Linked DNA regions of Homo sapiens: region 1 is linked to region 2. Evidence: read pairs that join two places in POLR2A ChIA-PET (ENCODE). Cell type or tissue: PC-3. All regions are shown on one strand. Each heading gives the region's core, and the rest is flanking DNA. Links, peaks and the distances in the headings are about the cores only. Region 1 has its middle 21 kb from the start of SNAR-I. Region 2 has its middle 95 kb from the start of SNAR-I.

Region 1 (4,405 bases), core at 259-4,258, 74 kb before region 2:
AAGAATTCAGGAGGTTAATTATTAAGCTAATCAGAAATGGAGGGACCAGAGAAAGGGGAAGCCCAATGTAAGGAAATCCAAAAAATGATACAAAAAGAAGGGAGAAAAAATCAAGGAAATAAATAGCTTAAAGTAAAAACAATAAGAAATTTAGGAAACTTTGGATACACTTTTAGAAATGTGAAATGCTCTGGAAAGTCTCAGCAATAAAATTGAACAAGTAGAAGAAAGAAACTCAGAGCTTGAAGACAAGGTTTTTGTATCAACCCAATCCAACAAAGACAAAGAAAAAAGAATAAGAAAATATGAACAAAACCTCTGAGAAGTCTGGGATAATGTTAAACGAGCAAACCTAACAATAATCAGTGTTCCTGAGGATGAAGATTATTCTAAAAGCCTGGAAAACATATTTGTGGAAATAATCAAGAAAAACTCCCCCAGCCTTGCTAGAGACCTAGACATCCACATACAAGAAGCACAAAGAACACCCAGGAAATTTATCACAAAAATATCTTCACCTAGGCACATTGTCATCAGGTTATCCAAAGTTAAGATGAAGGAAATAATCCTAAGAGCTGTGAGACAAAAACACAACGTAACTTATAAAAGAAAACCTATCATGTTAACAGCAGATTTATCAGAAGAAACCCTACAAGCTAGAAGGGATTGGGGTCCTATCTTCAGCCTCCTGATGCAAAACAATTATCAGCCAAGAATTTTGTATTCAGCAAAACTAAGCATCATATATGAAGGAAAGACACAATCTTTTTCAGACAAACAAAAGCTGAGAGAATTCGCGACTACGAAGCCACCACTACAAGAACAGTTAAAAGGAGCTCTAAATCTTGAGAAACAAATCCTGGAAACACAAAATAGAACCTCTTTAAAGCATAAATCACACAGGACCTGTAAAACAAAAATACAAGTTAAAAAGCAAAACCAAAAAAACCAAGAAAACAAAAATACACAGGCAACAAATATCATGGTGAATGCAACAGTACCTCATATTTCAATACTAACATTGAATGTAAATGTCTAAATGCTCCACTTAAAAGCTACAGAACCACAGAATTGATAAGAACTCACCAACCAACGATCTGCTGTCTTCAGAATACTCACCTAACACATAAAGCTCACATAAACTTAAGTAAAGGGGTGGAAAAAGGCATTTCATGTAAATAGACACCAAAAGCAACAGAGGTAGCTATTCTTATATCAGACATAACAAACTTTAAAGCAACAACAGTTAAAAGAGACAAGCAGGGCTATTATATAATGGTAAAAGGCCTTGTCCAACAGGAAAATATCACAATCCTAAACATATATGCCTCTAACACTGGAGCTCCCAAATTTATAAAACAATTACTAATAGACCTAAAAAATGAGATAGGCAGCAACACAGCAATAATGGGGGACTTGAGTACTCCACTGACAGCACTAGACAGATCATCAAGACAGAAAGTCAACAAAGAATGGAAAAATACAACCCTCCTAGCTTAAATCAAGAAGAATTAGATACCCTGAATAGACCAATAACAAGCAGCAAGATTGAAATGGTAATTTAAAAATTACTAAGAAAAACAAAAAAGTCCAGGACCAGATGGATTCACAGCAGAATTCTACCAGACATTCAAAGAAGAATTGGTACCAATGCTTTTGACACTATTCCACAAGATAGAGTAAGAAGGAACTCTCCCTAATTCATTCCATGAAGCCAGCATCACCCTAATACCAAAACCAGTAAAGGACATAACCAAAAAAGAAAACTATAGACCAATATCCTTGATGAACATAGATGCTAAAATCCTAAACAAAATGCTAGCTAACCGAATCCAACATCATATCAAAAGATCATCCACCATGATCAAGTGGGTTTCATACTAGGGATGCAGGGATGGTTTAACATATTCAAGTCATTAAATGTGATATGCAACATAAACAGAATTAAAAACAAAAATCACATGATCGCCTCAATAGATGCCAAAAGAAAAAGCATTTGACAAAATCCAACATCCCATTATAATTAAAACTCTCAGCAAAATCTGCATACAAGGTACATACCTTAAGGCAATAAAAGCCATCTATGACAAACTCACAGCCAGCATAATACTGAATGGGGAAATGTTGAAATCATTCTCTCTGAGAACTGGAACAAGACAAGGATGCCCACTCTCACCACTCCTCAACATAGTACTGGAAGTCCTAGCCAGAGCAATCAGACAAGAGAAAGAAATAAAAGACATCCAAATTGGTAAAAAAGAAGTCAAACTGTCACTGTTTGCTGACGATATAATCGTTTACCTTGAAAATGTACCTAAGGACTCCACCAGAAAGCTCCTAGAGCTGATAAAATAATTCAGCAGTCTCTGGATACAAGATTAATGTACACAAATTAGTAGCTTTTCACTACGCCAACAGCGACCAAGTGGAGAATCAAATCAAGAACTCAACTCCTTTTACAATAGCTGCAAATAAATAATAAATAAATAAATAAAATACTTAGGAATATACCTAATTAAGAAGTTGAAAGATCTCTACAAGGAAAACTACAAAACACTGCTGAAAGAAATCATAGATGGCACAAACAAATGGAAACACATTCCATGCTCATGGATGGGTAGAATCAATATTGTGAAAATGACCTTACTGCCAAAAGCAATCTCCAAATTCAATGCAATTCCAATCAAATTACCACCATCATTCTTAACAGAATTAGAAAAAAAAAATTCTAAAATTTATATGGAACTGAAAAAGAGCCCGCAGAGCCAAAATAAGACTAAGCAAAAAGAACAAATCTGGAGGCATCACATGACCTGATTTCATACTATATTATAAGGCCGTAGTCACAAAAACTGCATGGTACTGGTATAAAAATAGACACATAGACCAATGGAACAGAATAGAGAACCCAGAAATAAACCCAAATACTTATAGCCAACTGATCTTCAACAAAGCAAACAAAAACATAAAGTGGGGAAAGGACATCTTTTTCAACAAATGATGTTGGGATAATTGGCTAGCCACATATAGGAGAATGAAACTGGATCCTCATCTCTCACCTTATACAAAAATCATTGCAAGATGGATTAAAGACTTAAACCTAAGACCTGAAACTATAAAAATTCTAGAAGATAACATTGAAAAAACCCTTGTAGACATTGGCTTAGGCAAAAATTTTATGACCAAGAACGTGAAAGCAAATTCAATAAAAACAAAGATAAATAGCTGGGACCTAATTAAACTAAAGTGCTTTTGCATGGCAAAAGGAACAGTCAGCAGAGTAAACAAGCGACACATAAAGTGGGAGAAAATCTTCACAATCTATACACAAAGGACTAATATCCAGAATCTACAATAAGTTCAAACAAATCAGTAAGAAAAAAAAACAAGCAATCCCATCAAAAAGTGGGCTAAGGACATGAATAGACAATTCTCAAATGAAGATACACAAATGGCCAATAAACATATGAAAAAATGCTCAGCATCGCTAGTGATCAGGGAAATGCAAATCAAAACCATGCTGCAATACCACCTGACTCCTGCAAGAATGGCCATAAGAAATAATAAATAAACAGTAGATGATGGCATGGACGCAGTGAACAGGGAACATTTCTACTCTGCTGGTGGGAATGCAAACTAGTACAGTCACTATGGAAAACAACATGGAGATTGCTTAAATAACTAAAAGTATTACTACCATTTGAACCAGCAATTCCACTACTATGCATCTACCCAGAGGAAAAGAAATCATTATTCAAAAAAGATACTTGCTTATGCATGTTTATAGGAGCACAATTCACAATTGCAAAATTGTGGAACCAACCCAAATGCCCATCAATCAAAAAGTGGATAAAGAAACTGTGGTATATATATGCGATAGAATACTACGCAGCCATAAAAAGGAATGGATTAATGGCATTTGCAGTGATCTGGATGAGATTGGAGACTATTATTCTAAGTGAAGTGTCTCAGGAATGGAAAACCAAACATTGTATGTTCTCAATGATTTGTGGAATCTAAGCTATGAGGACATAAAGGCATAAGAATGACACAATGGGGACTTTGGAGGAAGAGTGGGAGGGGTGCGAGGGATAAAAGACTATAAATATGGTGCAGTATATACTGCTCGGGTGATGGGTGCACCAATATCTCACAAGTCAGCACTAAAGAACTTACTCATGTAACCAAAAACCACTTGTACCCCAATAACTTTTTGAAAAATAAATAAATAACAAAAAAGATTCAAGGAAAACAAATGCCAATAATATGCTTATTTTTGAGAGAGTAGTTTTTTTTATGTCCTTCAAAGAAAAACAATCTTTATAGCCTCTCCATCTCCCTAACCTTAACTCACTATGTGCAAAGACCTTTGGAATGGGTTGGGGTGTTTCCGGATTATGACGAC
Region 2 (4,405 bases), core at 184-4,183:
TTTATACACATCTCATGTACTTATGTATAGCCTCACAGATTCAAACAAGAATATCTTGTATGAATAGTCTTGTATGAAAGACTCTGAGAGAAAGTGAAAGACTCTATGTGAGAGTTTTGAAAGAGAGCATTCTGAGTACCCAACTCTGTGGGTTTTACACCTCCTCCTATAATACCTCAATAACTTACTAAGCAAGTAAGATGACTTTTAGTTAATGTTTCCTGGAAATAAACAAATAAGAACTGTGTAAAAGAAGTTCATTAAAGATTGCATTTAGGAATGATGCCTGGAAGTAAGGGAAAATAAAAAGTTGCACTGTGATTAAGTTATCACAGAGGTCTCAGCCAAATCACCGGGCAGCTCTGAAGCTGGAATGGCTTTCTGGTGTTTCAAGATGAGGCAAGTTTCCAGAGCCTTCATGGCCCTGTTAGGACTAGTTATTGTACCTCTTATGCCCGTAGTGAAGGAGTGTAACTTTTGTGGAAACACAAATCCATTAAGTCTAGGGCAAGCACCAGAGAGGGTAGCAGCTATCGGCCATCAAGCTAAGAATCCTAGATTTTTGATAGCTAAGAGAATGAGTGTCCTGAAAGAGAGATCTGGGTGATAAAAGTAATATCCACTACAAGTCATCCCTTGCATTGCTTCCTATAGTAACTTTACTTCTTCTGTGTACAGCTTCTGCACGATTCTTATTGATATCATTTATTAATAATGTGTAAGAGGAAGGTTGGTGACTTGAACTATATAGCCTTTGCTGGTCTTGAAGCTTTAACTGATCTTCATTAGCTTTCTTCTTTACTATCTTCATCTGCGGCTATTACCTCTGCTGGTCTAGGTTTCTCACCTGATGGATACGTCCTTCCTCTGGGAACCCAGATCTGCAGATTTACAGAGCCTAAAGTTTTGAAAAAAAGCAAAAATGTCCAGGGTCACTGATAATAAGGTCCAGCAGAGACATTCCTACTTCAAGTCTGGTTCCCATACCCAAGTATTCTACCTACAGGGAAGCTAACATTATGTAATGGTTGTATCAGAGTGTAAGTGCACCCTGGAGGATAGTGCACCATACTTGCAGAATGGCACCTAGTGGTACTTTCAAAAGGCTACTTCATCCAACTATAAAACTGGCAGCTTCTGGATGATATGAAGCAGTAGGACCAGTGAATCTCATTGTCCTGAGCCCATAGCAATATCTATACTGCTGTAAAGTCAACTGCAAGATCTAAGGCAATGTTTTATAGGATCTCATGTTGTGGGAAAACCCCTTTAAGTTCTCTAAAAAGGAGCTGGCTGGGGTCCTGAAGGTAGGAAAGGAAAATTTATATCCACAATAAATGTCAATCCTGTTCAAGGTCAAATCATTCTCTCTCAATGGTTAAAGGGGTCTGTTGTAATTAACTTTCCCCAATTGGATGGTTGATATCCTTAAGAAATGATGCCATATCAAGGAGCACAGTATTGGTCCCAGTTGCTGTCATGTCAGACATTCAGTAGTGGAAGTAGCGAAATAAACTTTGGTAATTTTGAATCTTTGCTGCTGGGCTCGTTTGTAGCCTTCATATCTGCCACTGTAGATACTCCCTTCAGGCCCTGAGTACCAGCCTTGGAATAGCCACACTGAAAGCCTAGCTGACGTCAACTGTTCCAGTCATTCTGACTCTTGATGGTTTAGTGCCTCCTCCATAGCAGATGCTCTCTGGTGGGAATTTCTATACAATTTGCTATGTGCCAGTGACTACCAGAGAGTACCAAAATGATTCCTTCGTGCCTCCCTTTCCCTTGCTTTCTGAACAGTAATGTCTACAGTGTTTACACTATGCTTATCTTCCCATGATATCATGTGGAATAGGGAGGTTATATTGCCTGTTGATTTTACAGCTCTAAAACTTAACTCTACGAGCCAAAAATAAGAAGCTGCCCCCAAGGACCGCCGTCTGTACCTGGATGTGATTTAGACTTTAAGCAGATGCTGTACAAATATAGGACTTCGGAGAGTCTTCAAAAAGGAGAAGTATATTTTAAATATGATATAAATGTAAAATAAATTGCAGGCAGAGGGCAAATTGTGGAGTTTTAAAAACATATTTATAAGTTTTTTGACATTGCTCCTTTCAAAGAGTAAAGTTTAGTTTCCACCTCTTTTGAGTATGAACTGGATTTAATGACTCTTTCTTCATGAATGTCTTGCAGTAAAAGTGCTGGTGTGTAAGTCAGGTCATAAAAGACAATATGAAGTCAGCTTCTCTCTTGGATCACCCACACTGGGGGAGGTCAGCTATTACTTTGTGAGTACACTTGAACCCCCTTATGGAGCAGATCATGTGACAGAGAACTGAGGCTTCTGGCCAATGCCAGCAAGGAACTGAGACCTGCTGCCAACAGCCACATTAGTAATCATGGAAATGGATCCTGTTGCCCTAGTTAAGTCTCCAGATAATTGCAACGGAGACTGACATCCTGTTAGCAACTTTATGAGAGCCCTCTAGCCTATAGGCACTCCCAAATTCCTGAGTCACAGAAACTATGAGGTAATAGATATTTGTTGTTTTAAGCCATTAAGTTTAAGGGTAATTTGTTATGGACTGGTAGAACTACCATCATCACTGATAACTACAAGAGTGATATATTAGTTTAGTAGTATACAAAGTTTGAGGAATTTTATATTCAGCTACCAGTGTCAAATTTTCAGTGTCAAGTGAAAATGTGTCAGCAAACAAGAGACCATATTTTCCCAGCTAAAGTTATTACTGAATCTTAGTATCCATCTAGAAACTCAAAATTATTTGAACTTCTTAAATATAAGCATAACAAATCAAGGAGTTAAAGTCACATATAATATATCCAGTTCACAAATTAATAAAAATGCCACAAGGTTTTAAAGAAAATATGTTGTATATAATTTATCTTTAACATATTCAATGAAATCAAATGGAATATTTAAAATGTTTAATTAGGTTCTTACTATCTATCTCAAATAAGATATTTTTCTATTTTCAGGCTAATTTTTGAAGTTCCACAAATTGAAACAAAATGTTAAAATATTTGACTAACCTTAGAATTTATGTGCCACTAACATCCAAATAAACCTTACTCAATTAAGAAGTATGTAATATAAGATGATAGATTGTGAAACAGAAAAACAACATAGAAAAATATAAGAAAAACAATTCCTAAGCCTCCGTAATTGCATTTATATGAGCAATCTTTAAGCTAGTTACTCAGAGCACAAGAAAATAAAAGGAAAGCACTTATATATTATCTGTGTTAGGTGGCAGAAATGTAAGACATTTATCTTCAGAGCTATATTTTTCCTGGGAACAAACACAAACTAGAATGTACCTAAAGATTTTTTGTGCATGTGACAAAGTGAATAATGACTTCTTTGTACTATGTAATGTTGGGATCAAAAGAATCATTCTTGTAAAGATTATGTGCATAGGCTGAAAGAGCGATGCTACGTGATAAATCAGTGGAGGCATTTTTTCCAGAGATTGAGATAAAGAGGCCTAGGTAGTTCAATTTCAGTTTTAATCATCTTATAATATAGGAGTGGAACTCAGAGTCTACTGGAATATTAGCACAGTTTTTGCCCGAAAAATCAGGTTTCATGCGAACCTTTGAAAGTGCTATATTGGTAGTCAACTCACAGAATTATTCTTTCCATGACTGGTGTGCTGACATTCTGTGTGACTGGCTTCAGTGAATTAGAGAGAAACTAAATTATTACTTTTTTAATAGCCAGCTTTGTATTTTTACACAGATGTAAAATGTTCTCTTGGTTTTCATTACTCAGTGATGAAGACAGTGGTCTTTTTAAGTAGTTTAGACCATAGATATTATATTTAAAAATATATCGGCATATATTGACCACTGTGTATGTGCAAACATGTACATGGATGTGTGTCTATATTCCATATCCAGCTAACATGATCTTCCATCATCTAAAGCTAAAGCTCACAGCATAGCCTTTCCCTTGTGATTATTGAATCCAGAGTATAGACATGGGTAAAATCAAAATCTGTGAAGAAAGGGTAACAAACTAATAAGCAAATCAAAACATGTGGGAAAAAATGCTCACATTCCTTCCTCAGCATCCATGGCTTATAGCCCTAGGAAATGAGAAAATACATACAGCTGATCTTTGAACAACATGGATTTAAACTCTGTGTGTCCATTTATATATGGATCTTTTTCCAATAAATATATTAGAAAAAAATTGGAGATTTGTAAACAATTAGAAAAAAACAATTAGAAAAAAGTATACAACCTGGAAATACTGAAAAAATTTAGAAAATATATGTCATGAATATATAAAATATATGTGGATACTCATTCATTACCATAAAAAATATACATACATTTATTATAAAACATTAAAATTTATAAAATTTATGCACACACC

What was found. Peaks named below come from ENCODE experiments on the same cell type or tissue, not always from the same donor. Only the 100,000 strongest peaks of a DNase experiment are listed, where the experiment ranks them.
Region 1: POLR2A ChIA-PET joins it to region 2 with 5 read pairs; 2 of 35 experiments call an interaction of 5 or more read pairs at or near these places.

What each region holds. Positions count from the first base shown.
Region 1 is chr3:190,896,472-190,900,876 of GRCh38, forward strand. No RefSeq gene overlaps it. Among named protein-coding and RNA genes, the nearest start is that of SNAR-I, 21 kb to the left of the region's middle. In PC-3, for the core only: no CTCF peak of the experiment used is centred there; no DNase peak of the experiment used is centred there.
Region 2 is chr3:190,970,639-190,975,043 of GRCh38, forward strand. No RefSeq gene overlaps it. Among named protein-coding and RNA genes, the nearest start is that of SNAR-I, 95 kb to the left of the region's middle. In PC-3, for the core only: no CTCF peak of the experiment used is centred there; a DNase peak (open chromatin) is centred at 2,453.